3 separate regions of the Mus musculus genome follow, and regions 1 and 2 are each linked to region 3. Evidence: chromatin loops called from intact Hi-C (ENCODE). Cell type or tissue: gastrocnemius. All regions are shown on one strand. Each heading gives the region's core, and the rest is flanking DNA. Links, peaks and the distances in the headings are about the cores only.

Region 1 (7,892 bases), core at 1,141-6,140, 130 kb before region 3:
AGGTCTCTCCTTCCGTGTGGGTTCTAGGAATCAGGTGAAGGCTTTCATGCCCGGTGCTCTACTCACCGAGCCCTCTTACCAGCCCTATTACTCTGTCATAGTTTATTTAGTAACAATAAGTTCACAAGCCACGGTGGTCACATCCACTCGCAGCAGTTCACCAGACACTGCTACTTTGTGTGATAATCCTGGCAAGGCAAATGCTTGTTCTTTTAGTTCAATCATAATTATGAATATTAACTCTCAGATGGCATGCTACACATCATGCATACATACATACATACATACATACATACATAATACATACAGTATGTACTTATACATACTGTATAGCATATATGTATACATACTATATAGCATGTATATATGTATGTGTGTATACATACTGTATAGTATCAATGTATACATACTGGATAGTATGGATATGTATATGTATACATACTGGATAGTAAATATATTGAGGGTAAGGGACCTACAGAATGGTTATAGAGGGTTAGAAGGCAAGCTTCAAGGAGTCCTGTCTTAGAAACCAAATCTGAAAAACTGATATGAATTCAAAAGCTTCCTTATTGGTGACAAACCAGGCTGGAGAAGCCACTGTGGTCACAGCGTCTGGACTGCAGCTGCACAACTGAGGGGGACACAGAGAAGACTGGGTCCAGATTCAGGAATGGGTCGAGAGGTGGCCAGGCCCAGACAGGTAAACAAGGGCACAGGTGGATGACAATTGAGTAAACTGTGTCAAGAGGAGGGACTGAAGGCCAGGCATGGTGACACACACCTTTAACCCCAGCACTTGGGAGACAGAGACAGGTGGATCTCTGAGAGTTAGAGAGCAGCCTGGTCAGCATAGCAAGTTCTGTGACACCCAGGAGACACATAGAGACCGTGTCTTTAAAGGGGGAGGGGACTGAGTGGCACTGGGGCCCTGAGACAGCCAGGAGTCCTCTCCCTATCATCCTTGCTACATACTGTAGACACTTGGGAGTCAGATGACAGGATGGGCTGTTGTCATCACAGTGTGAAGTGTCTACCTTTTCATGGGATCTAGATGAGGAAGTTATACCCTTCCTCTCTTTGAGGGTGAGCCTGGCAAGTCCTTGGGCCTGTTTCCTGACAGGATTTCAATGCTCCCATGTGTCTCAGCTCACCATAAAAAATTTATATTAAAGCACTCTTTATTTAAGACCTACTTTGTTTGTACACACACACACACACACACACACACACACACACACAGGTATCCCAGGAGGCCACAAGAGGGCATAAGATACCCTGGAACTACAGCTGTAGCCAGTTATCTACCTGATGTGGGAGCTGATATCTGAATCAGTGTGCTCCAAGAGCAGTGAATGTTCTTAACCACTGAGCCATCTCTCCAACCCCGTAGTGTGGCATTCTTTCTACTCCCAGGAATAAGTCACTCGTTGGTCTGTGTTGCCTGGGTGGAGCCACATAGATGGCATGGTTTACACGTGTTTCTGAGGCTGCAGTCATCCTTCTCCCTCAAAAATGGGCTCAAGCACTCCTTGTAGAATGGAGTCTCTCAAAGCAAGGCAAGTCCAAAAACAAAACTAAACAAACAAATAAACATAAAACAAAAAAAAAACAATTTTACACAATATGGAGTAATTTGGAGCAGACACAGCCTAATCCCAACAATGTGGTCAGTATCTCTTTGGTGAGCATGCAATTTAACTGCTTCATGCCTCAAAGTTGAACAGTATCACTGGGCAGTGGTGGCACACACCTTAAATCCCAATACTTGAGAGGCAGAGTCAGGCAGATCTCTGTGAGTTCTAGGCCAGCCTGGCCTACAGAGCGATTTCTAGGACAGCCAGGGCTACACAGAGGAAAAAAAAATGTAATCAGAGCAGCATCTCTCTCCTCTGTCATTATATTGTTGAAAAGATGGGATGAGTCAGAGTGGCCTGGTATTGTGTGTGTTGGCTTCTGCTCTCACTCCATCACGGTTGCTGTCACACTAACCTGCTGTCCACAGTGTGCAGCTAACTGGCATGTTTCTCATGCACTTCAAGCTCTTGAGACTGCAGCTTGCTCTTTAAAGCTGTGTTCACCAATGTGCAGAATTGTGTTCATGGACTATTTACGTTAATTTACTAGACACATACCCTATAGCAAAATATCTACTGGTGCTACAAGATGTTCTGTTAGTCGGTTATATGAGCAGATGCTCCCCGAACAAAAGCTGGGATTATGCACATCTCAAGCTGTTAAGGGCTTTCTGTGGTGAAAAATATTTCAATTCCACTTTACTCAAGAGTGGGGACAACCATCTTATTCATGACTCAAAGACAGTTGGCAAATTAACCTTTAAACAAAAGAAAAAGAAGACACCAAAATCATTCTGAGGACTAATGGCTACTTACTAGATAACACTTAAGTTATGTAGCAGGTCATAGCTCGAATTTTGTCTATTTAAAACCTTAATCGGTTTACACTTGGCCCAAGCCCTCGTGATTCACACACGGCATGATATTTCGACACTGTGGGGACTCTCAGGGAGTTGGCTGGGCTGAGACAGAAATATTCACAGCAGGTTCTACAGCTACCAACAAAATCTGTTTGGAGTCCTGTGAAGAGAAAAGCGTTTTAAATGTCTGTCTGAAATCTTTAGATTCTTTTGGGGTTTTGTTTTGTTTTTCTTTGCTTTCTTACTAAATGGCTGGGGCTGGAGAGATAGCTCAGCAGTTCAGAGCACTTATCTCGAGAATGGAGGTTTGAATCTTAGCATCCACATTGTGGCTGGCAGCCACTTGTAACTTTTTGTCCAAGGGCATTTGATACCCTCCTCTGGCTTCTTCGGGCCCCAGGCACGCACATGATGCACCGACATACGTGTAGGCAAAGTACTTATACACATAAAACAAAATAAAAATAAATTTTTATTATTAAATTAATTAAATAATAAATTAAGCTGAATGACTGAGACTTGGGTCACGTGGAGTCTTAATAACCCAGCAGTGCTATTCCCTAACGACTTGTCTCAGCTGTGGCTACGTTTGAGCCGCTCTCATTTTATTGGGTCCAGCAATTTAATCATATCTGCCAATTTCCCTTTGGTTCATTCCTAGGAAAGGTCGGCTCTGGACTACTGAAACAACACAGTTCAAAGGAAGCAGGAACACACTACAATCCTCCTTCAGTGACAAGGCAGTTGTGAAGGAAGAAGAGGCTTGCCTTTCCCCACACAAAAGAATAATAAGATAATCTTCTGTCTCACAGGAATATTTTTCAGATAGCCACTGAGTTAAATGAAGCTAGCCACAGTGTCATGGGCTTGTCATCCCAACATGCAAGAGGCACATGGGTGGCAAATTTCAGGCTAACCTGAACTACATGCACATAAAGACTTTGCCTCAAAACAAAAGATAAAATTAAATAGATGCTAAAATAAATGAAAGTGTAGATGTCACAGAGTAGAGATGATTCTTTAAGAGAGAGAGAGAGGGAGGGAGGGAGAGAGAGAGAGAGAGAGAGAGAGAGAGAGAGATGGGGTTTCTCTGTGTAGCCCTGTTTGTCCTAGAACTCACTCTGTAAACCAGGCTGGCTTCCAACTTAGAGATTCCCCCTGCCTCTGCTGCATCACAAGTGCTGGGAATAAAGGCCTGGGCTACCCAATGAGATTGGATTTGGTTGGGGGTTGGGATTTAGAAACAGTCTCACTATATAGCCCATGTTGACCTGGAACTTGCTTGGCATTCTCCTGCCTCCATCTCCTAGTGCTGGTTTAACAGGCTGGTGACACCACACTTATGTCTCATGATACTCTTCTACTTGGGAAGATTGTTCACAGAGACACCACAAACATAGATAACAATGTTTTCTAGTTCTTCCAAGTTTAGACTTCTGTCTGATTCAAAGCCAGTGATGCTAAATTCATATTGGCCACTAGATGGTGCGAGTATGTTACATACTAAGTTGTCTTAACCAGCGGAGCATTTATTTACATGAAAAAATAAGACTTATTTAATACACTTATGGTGCCTCTAAAGAAAAATACTGAGCCAGACGGTGGTGGTACATGTCTTTAATCCCAGGACTTGGGAGGCAGAGGCAGGAGGATCTCTGAGTTCAAGGCCAGCCTGATCTATAGAGTGAGTTCTAGGATAGCTAAGGCTACACAGAGAAACCCCATCTCAAAAACACTCACACACAAACAAACAAAAACTGATTAATAACAAGATAAAGAGTTGAACACAAGCTTTAATTTCTGCCCTACCCCAACCTAAAAGGAAAGGAAAAGTTATAAATGAATACTGTGCCCTGTACAGCCTCGGTACAGCCACATACAGAAACACTGGGGCTTTTGCAAGAAGCTACGGCAGGATGTTTTATGCAGAAATTAGGAAGTAACTCATTATGGAAGACCTGGCTTCCAGAGCACAGGTCTCTAATCTAGGAGGGAGGGAAAGAGTGGAGGAGACTAGTGGAGCTACTCAGTGAGGCACAGTACTCACAGTTCTATAAGGATGAAAGGAGGCTGTTGACAGAGGGATTGCCAGGGAGGAACGGAACGGAACAAAAGGCAGCTGCAAATTCTGCTTGTTGCTACAACCTTACAATGGATATTATGATCCTCTTAGAAATTATAGATGTGTGTTAGTGATAGATTCATTAGTTTTTTAAATTTTGTGTTTTTGTTTGTTTGTTTGTTTGTTTGTTTTTCTTTTGTTTTGATTTTCATTTGAGATAGGGTCTTTCTACATAGTAATATATATCTACATAGTAGATATATATATCCTGGAATTCACTAAGTAGATCAGGTTGGTCTCTACTCACAAAGATCCTCCTGCCTTTGCCTCCTGAGTGCTAGGGTTAAACAAAGGTCTACACCACCATGCCCAGCTAAACTAGGCATCTTTGAGAAACAAGATCATATTTGACCCTTGATAGACTCTTGAGTCTAAATCTTTTAATACTATACTTTTGGAGGCCGGTGGAAAAAAATTAAATGGGGACTATATTTTTTAAATATTGTGGCAACATTAAATTTCTTAGAAATTATAAACATGTTGTAGCTAGTATATTTATAATTGCCAACAACTGGGGCTAGAGAAATGGCTTAATGGTTAAGAGCACTGACTGCTCTTCTAGAGGTCCTGAGTTTAATTCCTGGCAACCACATGGCTGCTCACAACCACCTGTAATGGGACCGATGCGCTCTTCTGGCGTGTCTGAAGACAGCTACAGTGTACACATACATGTAAAATAAATAAAATCTAAAAAACATTGCCAGAAGCTTTCTTTTTTAAAAATATTTATTTATTTATTTATTTATATGCATATGAGTGATCTGTCTTCATACATTCCAGAAGAGGGCAAAGGACTGCATTACAGATGGTTGTGAGCCACCATGTGGTTGCTGGGAATTGAACTCAGGACCTCTGGAAGAGCAGCCAGTGCTCTTAACTGCTGAGCCATCTCTCCAGACCCTGGCAGCAACTTTCTACTCCAAATAATGAGTTTACTGCTGAAACATAACTTCTATGAAAACTCCCACTAAGTCAAAGCTGGAAGTGAAAAGGGCTCTCATCAGTTTCACCATTACTGGGGACACTGATATGAAGACGTTCACCATTACTAGACATCTGATGGACAGCTATAGAAATCTGAGATCAGCAGATGTGTGGCTAGCACTGAAGCCCCAGCACACAGAAACCTCATCCCAACCATTTTATAACAGGTGATCTCATGCTGACTGTGTTTTCCTGCCTGCTGGCATAGGTAGATTTGAAACTGGAATCTCTAAGAATGTGTAGACCTGTGTCAACACCATTTTGGCTTATGCACTGGGTATGAAACAATTAAGTACCAACGTAAACAACATGAATTCCTCAGAGTCACCTTTCATCCACAGGACATGAGGAAATCGTTCATGAAGTCAGAGCCTGACAAGGAAGCTCGATAAGACTTTGACACGATAGTTTTTGTGCCAGTTTCTAGTTGGAACAGTGACAACGTGATGAAGCTAAATGTCAATATGCCTTGTCTCCAGAGCTGGAAATTCACCCATAAAGATGGCAGTGCCAGTGGATGCCCACTGCAAAAAGCCTTGGATTACATTCTACCAACAACTTGCCTAGCTGTTAAAGCCTTTGAATCTGTATTTACAAATACAGTTATTTAAAAATTACTGGTATCCATATAGTCCCAGTAGACCACGTGGTGATCAGTATTTCCAAACAGCACGGTGGTTACCTTTGTTCCAATTAATGTCACAAGTGAAGTCTGTTGAAATGCACTGTAAAGCTTTGGGTGAAGGTCTTGAGAACAAATATGCTTCAGTGTCAAGAAAGTGTCTCTAAAAGATGTTCACCATGCAATGTTACTAGCATTGCTAGCAGCAGGGAGCGGACACAGGCCCACACTATCACCCACAGAAGCCTGAGGAATTCCCTTAATCTTTTACGAACCTCAGTTCAAGTAAAACCAGATCCTTGGTTTCAGAAGAAAAAGTAATTTCAGGATAAGCCAGTAAGAAGCAGAGCTGGGCTTCATTTAAAAAAAAAAAAAAAAAAGCCTACTGGGAAGTGGTGTACAAACTTCTAATCCCAGCACTTGAGATCCAGTGGAAGGCAGATCTCTGAGTTCGAGGCCAGCCTGGTCTACAGAGTGAGTTCCAGGGCAGTCAGGGCTGCACAGGGAAACCCTTCCAAAAGAAAGAGGGAAAGAAAGAAAGAAAGAAAGAAAGAAAGAAAGAAAGAAAGAAAGAAAGAAAGAAAGAAAGAAAGAGAGAAAGAGAGGAGAGAGAGAGAGAGAAGTCATTGCAGGAAAAAATAAAACATACCCAAAAGCACGCTTGTGGGGTTCTCAAGAAAGATTTGTAGTTTATTAAAGACCTTTAAATTCTTTATAACATCTTCATTTATGTGCTTTGTTCATATGGGTGAACATACTAACCATGGTTTGCACCTACAGCTCTCTCCTTCCAACATGTGGGTCCCAGATATCAAATTCAGGTCAGCATACTTGCCAGTAGGTGACTTTACAATTGAGGAACTTTTCCAGTCCATTTTTAAAAACAGGTTCTCAGGATATAGCCCTTGCTGGCCTAAAACTCAATATGCACAAAAGGTTGGCTCCAATTTACAGATCTGCCCATCCCTGCCTCCTAGGTATTAAAAGGAGAGAAGCTTGGGGGAAGACTAAGGTATATACCCAAGTATGGGTCTGGTTAGCAAGGACGGTCACAGTTAAGTATCTTAGCCTCTCATACATAGTGGTAGCTTTCAAAGGGTTGCTAGGAAACTTGATTTTCCTTGTTTTGTCTTTCAGATAAATGATATTATAGGGTAGCTCTGGTAGTGACTTAGATAGGATTATTATAATTTGATAACAGAAAATCAGGAGTCACTGGGGTTTCATAAAGTAAAAGAATATGTACTATAAATAATCTGATGAGGTTCCAAGAACGTTGACCACTTCCAGCTGGGAAAGGAGAAAGGCTGTAGCAAGCGTTGTTAATTCTGTCGGGATTCTTGATTCTCAGCTTGTGAGAAGCCTCTGAGAAGAAGGCTCCTTCCCACGTCTCCATATTGTCCCCACCTTCCCTCCTGTCTCCGTATCAGTATTCGTGACTCACCAATGGAGGCAGCTGGTTTCACTGCTCAGGTGATTATCTTGATGTCAAGACTAGCAATGCCCACACACTAGGTAAACTTACAACTCACACTGCTTGCAAGTTTGTTTGAGCTAAAGGAAGAGTTCAGTATCATTCTGGTGAGATACTAGAAGATAGCTCTGCATTCCTAAAAGCTGGTACCTCTGGCAGCTTCCCAAGCAAGCCCATGTATGTTGAGCAACTGTCCTCCCTTGGGTCATTTTATAGTTTATAAGACAGACTACTATCGTGCCTGCCATCAAAGCAT
Region 2 (7,892 bases), core at 1,141-6,140, 550 kb after region 3:
CCTTGCCTTGTTAGAGTAAAGCAGGAAAGACTGTACAATCTGTGCGTCCATAACCAGAATCGGACTCTGGTATTTCTATTTGATCTATAAATAAGTGATTATAAATTATAGGCAATTATGGAATATAACTTTATCAGAAAGCTAGAATAAGCTACACGGAAACCATTTGGGGTGAGTCTTCCTGAGAACAGCCTGGAGCGCCTGTTCACTAGACCCAAGGCAGAGGAAACTTCAGGGTTGGTAGTCTGCTGGGGGTGGTGTCTGGCTGGCAGCAGGGAGAGGTGGAGGGACTGCATTCCAGTACAAGGTGGTAATCTCTGCTAAGGGAGCTACAGAGGCCTATGCTTTGTGACTTACTCAGTAGGTGGGAAATACCCATTGTTTAACACTCTTCGTACAATGACTAAGTATGATATAGCTTCCCACTTTACCTTGTAGAACTTTATTTGAAAATCTTAGGGAAAAACGTAATTTTCTCCAATTTCAGGAGAGGTTAGATAATGCTACATTACAGACTCTATCAGGGAATAGCAGTCTGTTCTTTAAAAAAAAAATACTTGGAAATTTCTTAACTAAATTTCAACATACCATTGGTATTTATACAAGAGACACTTAACCTGTTAGCATCACATGGCTGGAGAATTTCCTTCTTTTACCCACATACTGTATCCTTTTCACTTGAGAGGCCCTTATAATATGGTTTTCTTTTTATAGCTATACTGCAGCTTATATTTCCTGATTGAGGGGCTACAATATATCCCTAAAATTAAAGGTAAAGTAGGATGCAGGATAGGTAGGAGGACAAACTCAGCTGTTGTCTATATGTACATGGTGTAACTGTAACAGACACCATTCCAAAGAGGAAAAGAGCCACCAGGTACTTAAAATGGAGAAACAATTAGCCTTTTAAAATCCAATATTTTATTTGGTAGTTTTGCTGACTAAATGGCTTTAGTGCTCTGTTTGAATGTATCTTTGTGAATTGTGTGACAGCATGCTATTATTGAAATAAGTATCTCTAATACTATTTATGATCTGCATATCAAACAGCCTTTGTTTTGACAGATACACACACACATATATATGATATGTAAACACAGATAATAATGTGTATATAAATATATGTATATACACATAGTTTCTCTGTATTTGGGAAAGATAAATGGCAATACAAATAGTCTCCATAACATATGTTTGAAATGAATGACGATCTACAAAATGCAACTTAGAAAATTCCTATGAACTTGAATCATTCATATTCTCCTTAATTTCCATAATCTAACAGTAAGAACAAATCTTCACAGAACAAATCTTATTTCTCAGTCATCCCAGGTAAGATTGACAAATGGATACAATTGAAAATGTGGCTTTTTGAGTATTCTAAAGGCTTTCACAGGGGACAAGCTGTGGTTTTCTGACAGGGGGGACAGGAGCACAGCTTGCAGAGAACCAAACCCAAACTGCAAAGAAGAGCCTTATTAAGTAGGTCTGCCTGTCCAATGCCTGCTCACTCACAGCATGTCTCAGCATTTATCAGGCAGGATTGCAAACTAATCAGACTTAGCATCATTATAGAAAAGGAAGCTCTGTAGAGGAGCCTCAGAAACAGTGGTTGGATTATCTGAGTAACGTAATCGTTTCAGTTGATGAAATCATAAAAGTGAAGTGAATCTGGAAGAAATGAGTATTTTGCAACCAAGAAAGGAAACTGAAAATAAAGGTAAAGAAGGAAGTTAGAAGGAGGAAGAGGAGGAGGAGTGGGGCGGGGAGGAAAATAAACCTACGTAGTAGTCTCTTGGCTTTTGGGGTCAATACAGAAGCTAAAGGACATTGGAAAGGTTTTATTTTTTTAAATTCTAGCTTAACAATCTGAACATACTTCATTACTTACTGTAGTAGAAACAGTCTTCAGGCTAGGTCCAGCAATTCTGTAGCCTCTTTTTCTTATTAGATTCTTTTACTCACCTTCCATGGGAGTGTTGCTGTCTGGGCGATTTGCAAAGACCACATCCACGTATTCCAGTTGCAGCCTCTGGAGGGAGCCTTTCAGTCCTAGCAGCAGAAGCAGAAAACAGAATATAACCAAAGGCCCAAGAAGTCCAAATAGGACCACACTTAGAAAGTGCTTGAGTTTGATTTCTTTCAAGAATTTACTTAAAAACAAACACTGAGTTAATTACAAGAGTCCTCTTGAACAGGGCACAGCAAGACGATAGCAGCAATTGCTTACCTTCAGAAACATCAGTTGGAGTTATTTCCATATGACTAACCTTCACAAGAGTTAAACCAGAAGAAAGATGATAGTGTCTGGGTTTTAGTATAATAATGGAAAATGATGTTTGAGCAAGCCGGAGGGAAACCCTCCAAATCCAAGAATCAAACAGCCTAGAGAACCACAGAGGCTCTCACCATTCCCAGTGCTCCTAATACAGTTCTTTATGCTATGGTGACCCACAACCATAAGATTATTTTTTCACTGTTATAAATTGTAACCTAAATATCTGTGTTTTCCGATGGCCTTAGGCGACCCCTGTAAAAGGGTCACTTGGATCAAAGGTTGAGAGCAAATGGCCTAGAGAGAGACACTTTTTGGGAGGGGAGGGAGACTTGAACCAACCTCTCACTAGGGTGAAATTCAGTACTGAGTAGACTCCTCCACCCTGCCCTTGCTCCCAGGCTAATCTTCACAGAGAGTCTCTGGATCCACCCCAGAGCTAGGCAAGCATCTCTGACATTGGTGAGCTGGACCCGGGTTCTCACTTACACAATTGCTAACTCAGCCAGTATACCAGTTCTAAAGGTTGTAGCATCAGGTATGACACTACTTAACACCAATCTTGTTAGCCAAGGGATTACCTCCACTATTCACCTTCAATCTCAGGCAGCAAGTTCAAAGACATTTTATTTGCAAGTAACGTATGATGGAAAGAGGTATAGAACTTTTACTTGAAACTCAGTGCTGGGGCTGTAGATTCTTCCCATGAACAACACCCATGCAGAAAAGCCTGGATGTCACATAAAATTCCAGTTTGCATTGCCTGTACCTGGCTGCAGTGGTGTCCAGCCAAAGGGACGACATCACCAGACAGGCCATGGAAACATAGTTACACTGGACTCAGGAACCTAAGGGCTCCAGAGAGGCACCCAAACCTGGCCTTTTGAGCTGCATCCCTTGTGGTAAGGCTCAGGGCTGCTTAGAACCCTGTTGTTCCTGACTGCAGGCTAGTGATTGTAGATGAGGTGTTCGGTCCTGAGATTGGATCACCTTATCTAGGCAGTCCCCTAATCTACCACATACAGCGGTACCAATTGCAACAAACCTAAGCTAGGGATAGCAGAATAGCAGCACTAGTTTTGAATTTACTGGGACTAGCGCCCTCTAGTGTTGCAACCGTGGGCAATAAATACAGGCTCCAGAACGACCTTCTTAGAATTCCCAGGCCAGGCACCATTAAAGCCAAGTAGTGACAGCTGGAATACACGCCGAATGCTTCAGTGCATGGATGCTGTCAGATACTAACAAGCATCGAGAGCTTCCAGGGAGCTGAGATGTCAAAAGCCGATGATGAGGTGGTGGATATGTTGGCCTCTTGGACAAGAATTCAAAACAGTTATTTGATGGAAAGTCGTGAACTTCAAGAAGATACAGAGAAGCTGAGCATGGTGACACATGGCTGTACTTCCAGCACTAAGTATGTTGAGGCAGGAGGATTGCAACTTAGAAGCTTGTCTGAGTTAATGAGATCCTGTTTTGTGTAATGGTCAAGCAAGAGTTGGAGAAATAGTCTTTCTCAAGAAAGAACACACCAATTGGTTATCTAATACCAAATGGACAGCCCTGAAAATGTACATAAAAGTAACATTATGTAGGTTGTATTTATGAATGTAAGACTATATATATGTGTATGTGCATGTGTCTGTGTGTTTGTGTATGTGTGTGTATGTATGCATGTATGTGTATGTGTGCGTGTGTGTCTGTGTCTGTATGTCTGTGTATGTGTTTGTGTATCTATGTCTGTGTATGTGTGTCTCTGTGTGTGTATATGTATATACATATATATGTGTGTATATGTATATATGTGTATGTTTGTGTGTGTCTGTATGTCTGTGTATATCCATGTATATATGTGTGTGTCCATGTGTATATGTATGCATGCATGTGTCTCTGTGTGTATGTGTGCATGTATGTATGTATGTGTGTATGTATATATTTGTGACAACAAATAATGAAAAATAGAAGCCATGCATTTGGAAGAAAGCAAGGAAAGATGTATAGGAGGGTTTGAAGGGAGGAAAGGGTAGGAGGAAGTGACATAATTATAATCTCAAAAAATATGTATATGTACATGTATATGTATATGTATGCCAGAACTGGTCCAGGGGTGGATAATACATTAGAAATAACCTACTGAAACATGATCCTTAAAAGCACAAGAGAATCTGGGTGGTGGTGGTGGGAGCACACCCTTTTTCCAGCACTTGAGATGTAGAAGCAGACAAATATCTAAGTTCAAGGCCAGCCTGGTCTACAGAGGGAGCTCCAGGACAGCCAGGGCTACACAGACAAACCCTGTCTTGAAAATGAGAAATAAAAGCAGACAACAACCATAACAACAACAAAATAAAATCTCTGGAGAAACAATTGAGTAATCACCAGGAAACCTTGCTACAGAAAGTAAAATCATTTTTAGAACCTGTAACAACTCCTGGAGCTGAAATGCAGAGCAGATGAAGAGGGAACTGACAGCATCCACAGAGAATCCACCTAACAGCAGGGGCAGTGAACTTGAAGTCAAGATATTTGAATATATCCAGGAGGAAGAAAGTGAAAAGGAATGAGGAAAGCTCGCAGGGTCTCAGAACATCATGAAAAGAAGAGATACTCAGGTTTGGGGTTTCAGTGAGGGTTTCGGAATCCTAGAGTTAAACATTTACTAAAAGTAACAAGGGGATGGAAAGATGGCTTCGGCAGCTAATAAGTCTTTTCTTCTCTACCAGGGACCCCAGTTCAATTCCTAGCAGAGTTGGGTGGCATCTATAGCCTGTAACTCTAGCTCCTTTCTGACCTTGACTCTTCTTCCCTGCACATGTGGCATCTACTCACACAGACACAAATACATATGCATAAATTTTAAGAGATAAAACTTATAAAAATATAATAACATGCTGAGAAAAAGTGACAGTCTAGTGCTCAGGCCTGAACAGGACATCTCTACCTCCTCTCTGATGCTCCAGGATCGTTATAGACAGAAGGGTCAGAAAGTATACAAGAGCCGGAAAGGCTGTGAAAGGCTAATTTCTGGGTATGCCACGATCAATGCAACTGTGATTTCCCAGCAGCTGAGGCTGTCTTGTATAACACTCGCCTTGACATCAGTTAAACATGGATAAGGGAGGGGCTCGTGGGCCCTACCCCTCCCTACTGAACTATTGGCTACTAGTGGACTCTGGGAGAGGCTCAGCCATTATATTTCATTGTATACCCATGTGTGACTCACACATTATCCCATGACTGCCTTAGTGAAACTCAGGGTGTCACAAAACAAAACAAAACAAAACAAAACAAAAGGACCAGAATTTGAGAAAGCGACTTGCAGCTAGAAGGGAGTTAGACAGAGGAAGAGGAAGATGGGAGAGGAGGAAGAGAGAGTAACCCGAATGTATTATGCAATGCATTCGTATAAAATGCGTTATCAAAGAACACATTTAATAAATAAAGTATATTAAAAACTGGTTTTATAGGAATAAGCATGATTCACACATAGGTTTGTATATACATAAAAATGTATGACGATATTAATGTATTTCCTAAAAAAGATAGTAACAAAAAGCTTTCCAAACCTAGAGAGAGAACCAAATACCCAGATGGAGGAAAGTCAAAGGTAACAGATGTGATTTAACCAAATCTACCCCAAGTTGACATGTTATAATCAGGTCTCAAAAGTTAAAAGAAGAGAATTGTGAAAATAGCAAGAGAAGAAGGAATGGAGGGAGGATGTGTAAGAGGAGGAAGTGGAAGGATAGGAAGGGCTGATATTGGGTTGTAAAGTGAATACATGATAATAGTAATAGTAATAACTAATAATTAATAATAATGGCTGGTGTACTCAGCAAAGCAAGCTTTCAGAGGAGGAGACAAAAGGATATTTCTAAATAGAAGCGAAGGGAATTCTTGCCACTTAGACTCAGTCTAGAATAAATCCTAAGGGGAATTCTTGCGAGCACAAGACATTGTTGAGTAAACAAAACACTGGAAGCGGGCAGTGAGTTTTCAGACAGATGTGGTGTCTTCTAATACTTTAACTATGGCACTCCAAATATCTTTAGTATGAGGATTAAAAATCAAAAAATTTGAAAATGACTACACTGCTATTTTAAGAAATAGGCAATAGAAAAAGATGAAATGAAACATTAGAAATTAAAATATATGACAGAATACAGTGCATGTATTGAGGTTTTCTTTATTTTTAATATTTATGATCAAAATTAAGTTGCCATATTTTCAAAATAACTTGTACTAAATAATCTTTTTGTATATTTAATATTAAGTACAAAGAGAAAACCTACGGTTACACCATAACAAAAAATAAAGAATCGCTGGGCGTGGTGGCGCACGCCTTTAATCCTAGCACTTGGGAGGCAGAGGCAGGCAGATTTCTGAGTTTGAGGCCAGCCTGGTCTACAGAGTGAGTTCAAGGACAGCCAGGACTACACAAGAGAAACCCTGTCCCGAAACAAACAGACAAACGAAACAACCAAAAAAAAAAAAAAAAAAAAAAAAAAGAACCAGACAACACTACTAGAAAAACTCACAACCAAAAACACTGAGAGAGGAAGAAATGAGGAGCTAAAACAATATAGAAAACAAGTAACATCATAAAAAACAATATAACACCCATCATGATGGGTGAGTCCTTTCCCATCAATAACTATTTTAAATATAACTGGATGGAATTCTGCAATACAGATATACATAATGAAGAAAAGTATTTGTCCAATATACATCTGACTAAGGACTGATATCAAGAACATTGAAGAGACTCAATAGCAAATCATTATCTACCACCACTGTAATCATCTTTGTCATGATTCAATTATGTAATGGTAAATAGGCTGAAATATATATTGCCTCAAATAAATGAAAAAAAATGTGATTATCTATCTATCTATCTGACTATCTATCTATCTATCTATCTATCTATCTATCTATCTATCTATCTTATAAGGTCATGCATATTATATTCAGCCACTAGAACATTATATCCTATCATTTATGACAACATAATATACGGAAAGCAAAACATTATTCTTTTTTAATTTTAATTTTTACTATTTTCTTTATTTACATTTCAAATGTTTTCCCCTTTCCTAGTTTCCCCTCTGAAAATCCCCTATCCCCTTCTCCCCTTCCCCTGCTCCCCAACCCACCCACTCCTGCTTCCTGTCCTAGTATTCTTATACTGGGGCATCAAGCCTTCACAGGACCATATGCAGACCATTCCTCTGCCACATATGCAGCTAGAGCCATGAGTCCCACCATGTGGCAAAACATTATTCTAAGTAAAATAAAACATATAAGAAAACAAATGCCAAGTGGTCTCACTTACATGCAGAGTTTAAAAATGTTATGCTGGGGGCCAGAGAGATGCTCAGTAGTAGGAGCAGAGGGTCCTCTCTAAGTTTGGTTACTAGTGATGTGTTTATAGAAAGGTAAAGAGCGAGGGGATATGTTTGGTGGAGGTGTAGTCAGGTATGGGGGAAGCATCCCTTCCCCCTGAGGGACCAGCCACATGATGGTATAGTATAGAATAGAGTTTATTCAGGGCATGGGGAGGGGAGTCAAGAGGGTAGGCGAGAGAGAGAGAGAGAGAGAGAGAGAGAGAGACAGAGAG
Region 3 (7,892 bases), core at 1,237-6,236:
TCTATAATCGGACTTGACATCATTTCAGACTGTAACCTTGGAGTTGAAATAGCTCAGGCATCACAAACACTCATTTTTAGAGAAAGCTTGAAAGAAAATATGACGGCGTCCATAGGAACAAGCTCAATGGACGTCTTTAGGCACAAACCGCAAGTGAGGAAAGCTAGGGCCGGAAGGCAGGGGCTCACTGGAAGGCTATTGGCAGAACATACAGGCGTGAACCACATTGGCGATCTGCCTGTTCTATCACCCAACATTGCTTCTTTTCCTAGTGCACACCTGCCTGTAACAAACAGTTTCCAAAACAGCTTAACTACACTTGCCCATGACCCTTCCCTGGCCTTTCTCCACAGAGCAGGCAGGGCAGTCTTTCTGAAACACACATTGCATCTTACTGCCTGTCTCACCGTGTCCTGTGTACAGCCTGGTACATCCCAGTACCGTCTTTGCTGTCTACCTCTGGTTACACTTTTGTCTTTCATGGCCTTGAGGACACAGGTCCTGCCACTCCAGAGGATAAACATGGTTTTCGGGACCTCGTTAATCCTATTGCTTTTCCAGATTTCATCTTACTCACTCCTCAAAGACTTTCCCGGCTTCCCCTATTAAATCAGTCCACCCTCCTCCACACACCACACACACATTCATTCACACGTTGGGATGTTATGTTAATTTGTGTGCCTATTTGACCAAGATTGTTTTTTCTATTTTGTAAGTCCGAGGAAGGCAAGAGCCATGGGGGTCTTTGATGACTCTGTGTTCTGTACATAGTATGGCCTGGTAAAAAGCGGGCACTTCATCGATAGATGCTGAAGTAATGAATTTCATGTGATGTTGATGACACATAGAGGAGCAGTAAAAATGCAGAGTCAGTGAAAGTTTAATGGAATTGTCCTGGTTAGATTTTTGGGAAGAGAAACATCAGTTTAGGAAATGCCTTCATCTGTAGGCAAGTCGGTAGGGCATTTTCTTGACTGATGATTGATGTGGGAGGGCCAGCTCACCGTGGCAGTACCATCTCTAAGCAGGTGGTCCTGGGGTTTATAAGAAAGCTAAGAAAGCCAGGGAGAGCAAGCCAGTTAGCAGCACTTCTGCAAAGCTTCTGCTCCACTCCTGCCTCCACTTTCCTGCCTCCACGTTCCTGCCTCCACGTTCCTGCCTTGATTTCCTGTCCTGACTTCCCTTGTGAAGGATGTGTGGTGATTTGGAAGTGAAATCAACTAAATCTTTTTTTCCTGGAGTTACTTATTTTATTGTCACTGCCTTCTTCTCCTCCTTCTCCTCTTCTTCTTCCTCCTCCTCATGCTCCTCTTCATGCTCCTCCTCCTCTCCTTCCTCTTCTTCCTCCTCCTCTTCCTCTTCCTCCTCTTCTCTTCCTCTTCCTCCTCTTCTCTTCCTCTTCTCTTTCTCTTCCTCTTCTCTTCCTCTTCTATCATACCAATTGAAAGTATAACTGGGACCTGGAAGGCTGTGGTAGTTTCAATGGGAACGGCCTCATGGACTCATATCTTTGAATATATCGTGCCCAGTTGGTAGACTTGTTTGGGGAAGAATTGGGAGATGCACCCTTGACAGAAGAGGTGTGTCACTAGGGACAGCTTTGAGGTTTCAAAAAAACCCAGGGCCATCCTAAGCCTATCTCTTTTTCTGCCTGCTACCTACCTATGGATCAGAATGTGAGCTCTCAGCTCCTGCTCCACAGCCTGCCTGCCTGCCTGCCTGCCTGCCTGCCTGCCTGCCTGCCTGTCTGCCTGACTGCTTGCCTGCCTGCCTGCCTGCTGCCTGCTGCCTGCCTGCCTGACTGCCTGACTGCCTGACTGCCTGACTGCCTGACTGCCTGACTGCCTGCCCGCCTGCCTGCCTGACTGCCTGACTGCCTGACTGCTTGCCTGCCTGCCTGCCTGCCTGCCTGCCCGCCTGCCTGCCTGACTGCCTGACTGCCTGACTGCTTGCCTGCCTGCCTGCCTGCCTGCCTGCCTGCCTGCCTGCCTGCCTGCCTGCCTGACTGCTTGCCTGCCTGCCTGCCATGCTCCCTACCTTGACACTCATGGACTCTAACCCGCTGTAACTGTAAGCCTCAAATAAAAATGCTTTCATTAATAAGTGGCCTCAGTCATGGCATTTTACCCGGGCAATGGGAAAGTAACTAAGACATGGGGTAACTAGAAGAACACCGCACTAAAGCAGCAGTGGGAGGTCTGTAAGCAGAGGTTAAGTTCAAGATGTGAAGAAGGAACCACATTTACAGTTAGGAAAAAAACTCCCATTAGCTGAGGCCACAAGAGCCTTAGGGCAAACCAAGGCTTCCAGGCCAACTCCAGAGTCATCATCTCTGCTTTTGACCTCCACCTCCTGACCAAGCTCACCAGGCCTCCACACATGGAGACTGCAGTACTCCCTGAAGGGTAGAAAGGACTGAGTGGGAGCATGCTATCCGGGACCCCTTTCTCAGGGCACCCGGCTTTCACATTACTGCCATCTGCAGAGCCCTGGGTGACTGCCATTGCTGTTCCTGCCCCTGTTGGTATGGCATGGCACCCAGCAGAGGGGGATTTAATTTCCTCCAAGTGTGGAAGATTTTTCAGGTGGCCTCTGATGGGACAATAATCAGCTGGCCTCCCCCCTCCCTTTATGTCCCACTTCTCCTAGATTGCCATCTCTCTCAGAAGTTTTGTAATGGCAAATACTCTTTTCTTATCTGTTAAAATATCTTACATCTAAAAGTATGGTGGTGGCTAATTGGCCTCCATTCCCAATTCCGTTTCTCAAGGAGGCCTGAGAGGACTAGCGAAGATGACCATTCACCCAATTTGGGCATCAGTGAGAGAGGAACACAACACCTCAGGCCCAGGAAACAGGCCATCTTGTCCGGGCTCTGTGCAGGCATCCTCCTGCATTGGATGTCTCACTATCAAGCTAGCACTGACTCCACCCTCTCTGCATTAATTCTTGTCATGAGCCAGAAGCCTCGAATATCAATCTTGTTTTTCTTCTTCCAGCATTTCCGATACCAATAATAACACCATTACCCTTAAGTATGAGTCTGTATACCCGACACAGAGTGCTTTGGGGTCATTGAAATGCTCATCCGTCCTTTCTAGGTCTTTCATATCTGGGAATCAGCAATGCAGAAAATGGGATTCAAGAAGAAAACAAAAACCAAAGTGAGGCTTGAAATGAGCGAAGCAGTGCGGAGGGCTGGCACGAGCCGACTGCCACCAGAGCAGGGAGAGCATGCAGGTCGGCTAAGGGAGCGCACCGCGAAACTGGCCAGCCCCTTAGCAACATCCGCATAGCTGACACAGAACACTCTGACTTGGGGAGGGATGAAAATACCGGGTGACATCAGAGGCTCCGAGCACAGCCAGGGCATTCTAGAGGTGTGTGGTGTCAGGACGGCCTGTGCTGGCCTCATTTATCTACCTGAGTCATTTGAACAAAGCACTCGCTGGCTTAGCTTTGTTGTGACTAGAATTTGGAACCAATCCCCTGGCTCTGCCCCCATGGGTTTTGCTACTGCAGCGCAGCGTGGGTATGTAGGAACACAGACCGAATCCTGTGGCAATCAAGGATAGACTGTTCCTTCTCTGGGCCACAGGCTTCCCTAGGAAGGAGCCTTGGCCAAGTGTTTGTGTGTCTCCAGAACCAAGTGTCTGGCAACCAGCAGGTTTCTCGTGAATAAATGACAAATCCCAGAGACACATTCTGGGAAACGCAGGGCTTTTGTGGTGGCAGCATGCTCAACAGCACAGCACTGTGCTGTGGGACTCTTTAGTTTGTGGGACTCTAAGAATAATTTTCACGTCCTGGGAAAAGTGTCTGGCGCTGATTGCACATGCGAAAGTGTCGTGACGTGGGGATTAGGGTTGTCACAGGCAGACTGAAGGCCTTAGAAAAAGCACACCAAAATGGAGGTATTCATTCTAGGGAGGCTGCAGAATACTCAATGAGCTGGCGTTCTTCTCCTCCGAGTGAAGAAGAGGCCATGCTTGAAAACGGGGCTGTAGAAGGAAGGTCTCAAGAAGCCTTACTTCAGATTCCGTTCAGACACCCTCAGCGAACTCCCACATATTCCTCACCTTTCCACTAGGGGGCAGACAGAGGACGGAGAACATCCCAGGCAGGAGGCCGGTCCCTCACAAGGCAATCAGCCTCACACCAACACACTAGGCTGTTTGTGCTATGCAAAAGGCGAGGCTAAGCCTCTCTCTTCCGGCCTGTCACAGTCTCATTGATACTGCATGGTTTGCCTGTGACATCAGACACCGAAAAGTATGACAACCAAACTGTACGGTTCAAGGTGAATGTCAATAAATAGAATAAAAGGGGAGGAGGGGGGGAAGGAAGAAAAAAAAAGAAAGATCCCTGATGTTTTTCTTACCACACATGGTTTGGGGGGATCCTTCATTATCCAGAGTATTCATGATGTATCTGAATTCAGTGACTTCTCACAATGAGAAGATAACTGGAAAACTGCATACGACCTCTCTCTTGACCTCTTTCTATTTACAACAGCAACGTGGTTTCTATCCAAGTCACTGTTTCCTTCTGAGAGCCCATTCCACAGGCCTCTGTGTATCAACACACAGAAGGAAATATTCCAAGGGATATATTTTTTTTAATAACTCCCACATGCCTTAAAAAGTCATTTCCTCCTAAGACATTCAGGGCAATCGGGGCCCCTTAATTGGCTTAATTTTTATTCTTAATCCTCAAGGGTCGAGGAAAAAACAACACGACTATCTTCCTGTTCCTATTACCCTTTCATAAACTGTTGAGCACACAGGCTTGCCTCTAAAAGAAACCACAGTGAGCCTAAAGGAATAAGCATTTGTCAGGCCAGACCCCAGACTGGAAGATCACTGCAGGTGTGAGTCACTCATGGGAACTCTGAGGGTCTGAAAGCCACTCTCCCACTTGCAGAGGTGAGGGCGGCGTTGGCTTAGAACTGGCTCCGTGTTTGCTAGCATTAATAGAAATGTCTGTCAAAACAACGTTTTGTGACTTTTAATGAATTGCATCTTTAATTGTGCTGAGAAAAAAGTAAGCAAATGACGTGAGTGAGCTTACTTACAAGGGAAGGGTCAGCCTGTGTCTAGAACGTGGGTTTCCTGTGGAACGAGAATTCTTGTGCAAATCACTTCAAGCCATCCCTGATTTTTTTTTTTTTTTGAATGCTCTCCCTGATTTCACGCTGATAGCATCACAGCTCAGAAGATCCTATGAAGACAGCCTGACATCAAGCTGCTTTCTTGGTTGGCAAAATGATCTTAAGAATTACCTAAAAATGTGCTGTTTCTAAATGATTTGTTCATCTAAAGTCATTTGATTTTCAATTAAAATAAAATAAACAGGCTTGGCTATATTTGGACACAGATGTTGCTGTGGCTTCCAGATTCCTTTGTTTAAAGGTGACAAGATGCGTGGAGAAGACATTCATCTGATTGGGTATTCAGGCTTACAAAGAAAGTAATTACAGGGCCAGAGAGAGGACTCACCCCCCCCCCCCCTTCATCTAAATTCCCTTCCACATATCAACATAGTTTGACCTTGATGGTTTTAAATGTAAAAGACACTGATGTAATTCAAATAAAGCAATTTTTCAAATACCCCAAGGAATCCGGGATCAGAGATGACAGGCCTGAAGGATGAAAACCTGAGGGGCTAACGGATTCTCCAGTCCTCACGGTAGATGTGTCTTCCCTTCCTATTGAACTAAGATATTTTTGTCTTCTTTCCAGGGAACATTTGTTTGCCCAGTCCTCTGGAAAACGCCCAAATGCTGGCTTCCCCTTCCCCTCCCTCTCTCTTGCTCCCTCTCTCCCCCCTCCCTTTCTCTCTCTCTAAGCCCTTCTGGTTTTTGTGAGTCTTCCCACTAACATTTGCACCAAGGCAGCCTCTGTGGTCAGTGAGGTGACCTCCAACCTTCCTCGCCTTTCTCCGAGGGCAGAGGCCCTCCCTTCTGCCCTGACAAAGCACTTTCAGTCAACTCTTGGGTTTCTTCATGGTTGATTAAACTGTCTGTGTTTATTCAGGACCCTTCTCCTCTTTCTGTGTCCGGCCGCTGACCTTTCTGTTGCTTCATTGTCAGAGGAGAGAGCTCACGGGGCAGTCAGTCCCAATGCTTGTTAGCAGCCCTGGAAAGCAGCTCGGCCACTGGAATTCCTAGCACATCTTCAAAGCCAGTGGCTTTTCACCTAGGTAGCTGCTGTTGCTGGATGAAGCTTGTGAGTAAGGGAGGGTTGCTGGTTCTCCTGGAACCGAATGGATACTGATCGTCTTGTCATTGATGTCCTCGAGGCTTCCTTCCTGCAGTGTGAAGTTCTGAATGATGATTGATCAGACTTTTGTTGCTTGGAAAGAGAAATGAACAAGAAAGCACAGCTCAGAGAGTTTTGTTGAGTAGCCAAAGACCAGCCAGGAAGGATGCTTTGAGCCAGAACTCCCTGCCTGACGCCTGCTCCTTACCCATCCATGGAAATTCTTGTCAGTAGGATGGCTGACCCCTGTTGTGACCCTGCCCTGGGCTCCTGGGCAAGCTCAGGTCGGTCCCAGCAGGGCCATCAGCTGACTAAGGTCCAATCTCCATGTGGTTCCACCACATGGGAGCTTTCCTTCTTTTTCTAAACATTGTGACGGGCACCTGCTGTACCTCTCTCTCCAAAAGGTGTTTTTGTATTCTGCTTCTTTGTGTTTGAATTGCATCATCCTGGCTTGGCTGCTAGCACTCAGAGAGTGGGAATATGCTGTCTTTATCTTCCTGTGCCTGGAAGCACGGGTTGAATATTTTAGTGAGAGTAAGAGGATAATGGAGGTGCGTATGGACGCTCGCCCAGCCTTTCTCTTATATTCCTTTAATGCCACCTAGTCCCCTGGGATAACCTGACTCCCCCCCACCCCCCCATTGTCCCTCATCATGCTCAGCTCCTGGCGTGCACAGGGCTTGAGCCTTTACTTCTTATTTAGTGTCTACATCACCTTTCTACCTCTGCCCAGTCATGGCTGCCCATCTGAGATGGGCGACTTTCAGGGGACTGGGATTCCACTTAATGCTTTTTGTCACTGGAAGTGACACAGAGAGGCTAGATACCCGGTGGACTTCAGACTTGTCAAAGGGAGTCACTAGGACTGAATTATTATTATTATTATTATTATTATTACTATTACTATTGTTATTGACTTCAGGCTGGCCTCAAACTTTGCATGTAAGTCCAGCATTGTGTCAGACCCCTGGTTTTCCTGCTTCTGATTTTCCAGTGCTGGGATCACAGACAAGTACTGCTATCATTCCTGGCTACTACATTAAGTGTTGATGGCTGAGGACTCCGTGCAGGTTTTCAGGTTGTTCTTGCTCTGTTCTGCTTATTTCTGTTTAGTCAGCGACAGCTGGGCTGGTGAGAGGCTAAGACACGCTCTAGGCAAGGCTTCTTAAACTTCAGCTCTTTGACAATGGCAATCCGTGCTGCCTAAGGTAGGTTTATAACAGTCCTTATCTCTAGCTTCAAAATTCCAGTAGCCACCCTCATCTGTGGCAGCTGAGACCTGCTCTAGTCATTGCCAAATAAATGTCCCTAGAGTCCAAGTGGGGACAGACTGATGGTCTCTGGGCATGCAGTTCGAAGCCGCAGCCAGGGAGTGGGGGTTGGGGAGGGGATGGTACCCTCAGAACCAGAGGGCTTTCTTCTTCTCTAGGAGATTTTCTTTCTAGACATTTACTCATTTGTGCGTGGAGGTCAGATGACAACTTGAAGGAGTCACTTGTCTCTTTCCACCATTGGGTAGGATTGAACTCCGGACTTCAGGCTTGGCGGCAAGCACCCTTTCCCACTGAGCCATCTCACTGACTCTTGGTTTGGTTTGGTTTTTAATATAACCAGTGTGATGCTCTGTCT

What was found. Peaks named below come from ENCODE experiments on the same cell type or tissue, not always from the same donor. Only the 100,000 strongest peaks of a DNase experiment are listed, where the experiment ranks them.
Region 1: a loop joins it to region 3, with 3 times the contacts of the local background. A loop is called at or near these places in 6 of 42 quality-filtered maps.
Region 2: a loop joins it to region 3, with 5 times the contacts of the local background. A loop is called at or near these places in 10 of 42 quality-filtered maps.

Annotation. Positions count from the first base shown.
Region 1 is chr3:65,987,209-65,995,100 of GRCm38, reverse strand. It overlaps the pseudogene Gm19024. Among named protein-coding and RNA genes, the nearest start is that of Ccnl1, 33 kb to the right of the region's middle. In gastrocnemius, for the core only: a CTCF peak has its summit at 3,908 (motif pointing right); DNase peaks (open chromatin) are centred at 2,535 and 3,843; H3K4me3 peaks cover 560 bases; H3K27ac peaks cover 212 bases.
Region 2 is chr3:65,313,579-65,321,470 of GRCm38, reverse strand. It overlaps Kcnab1 (potassium voltage-gated channel, shaker-related subfamily, beta member 1), which reads right to left. Exons shown (of 14, transcript NM_010597.5): 8 at 1,966-2,052. Among named protein-coding and RNA genes, the nearest start is that of A330015K06Rik, 15 kb to the right of the region's middle. In gastrocnemius, for the core only: CTCF peaks have their summits at 2,029, 3,389 (motif pointing left) and 4,555; DNase peaks (open chromatin) are centred at 2,026 and 3,414.
Region 3 is chr3:65,859,702-65,867,593 of GRCm38, reverse strand. No RefSeq gene overlaps it. Among named protein-coding and RNA genes, the nearest start is that of Gm35039, 65 kb to the left of the region's middle. In gastrocnemius, for the core only: a CTCF peak has its summit at 4,081 (motif pointing right); DNase peaks (open chromatin) are centred at 2,468, 3,460, 4,102 and 5,780; H3K4me3 peaks cover 658 bases; H3K27ac peaks cover 2,725 bases.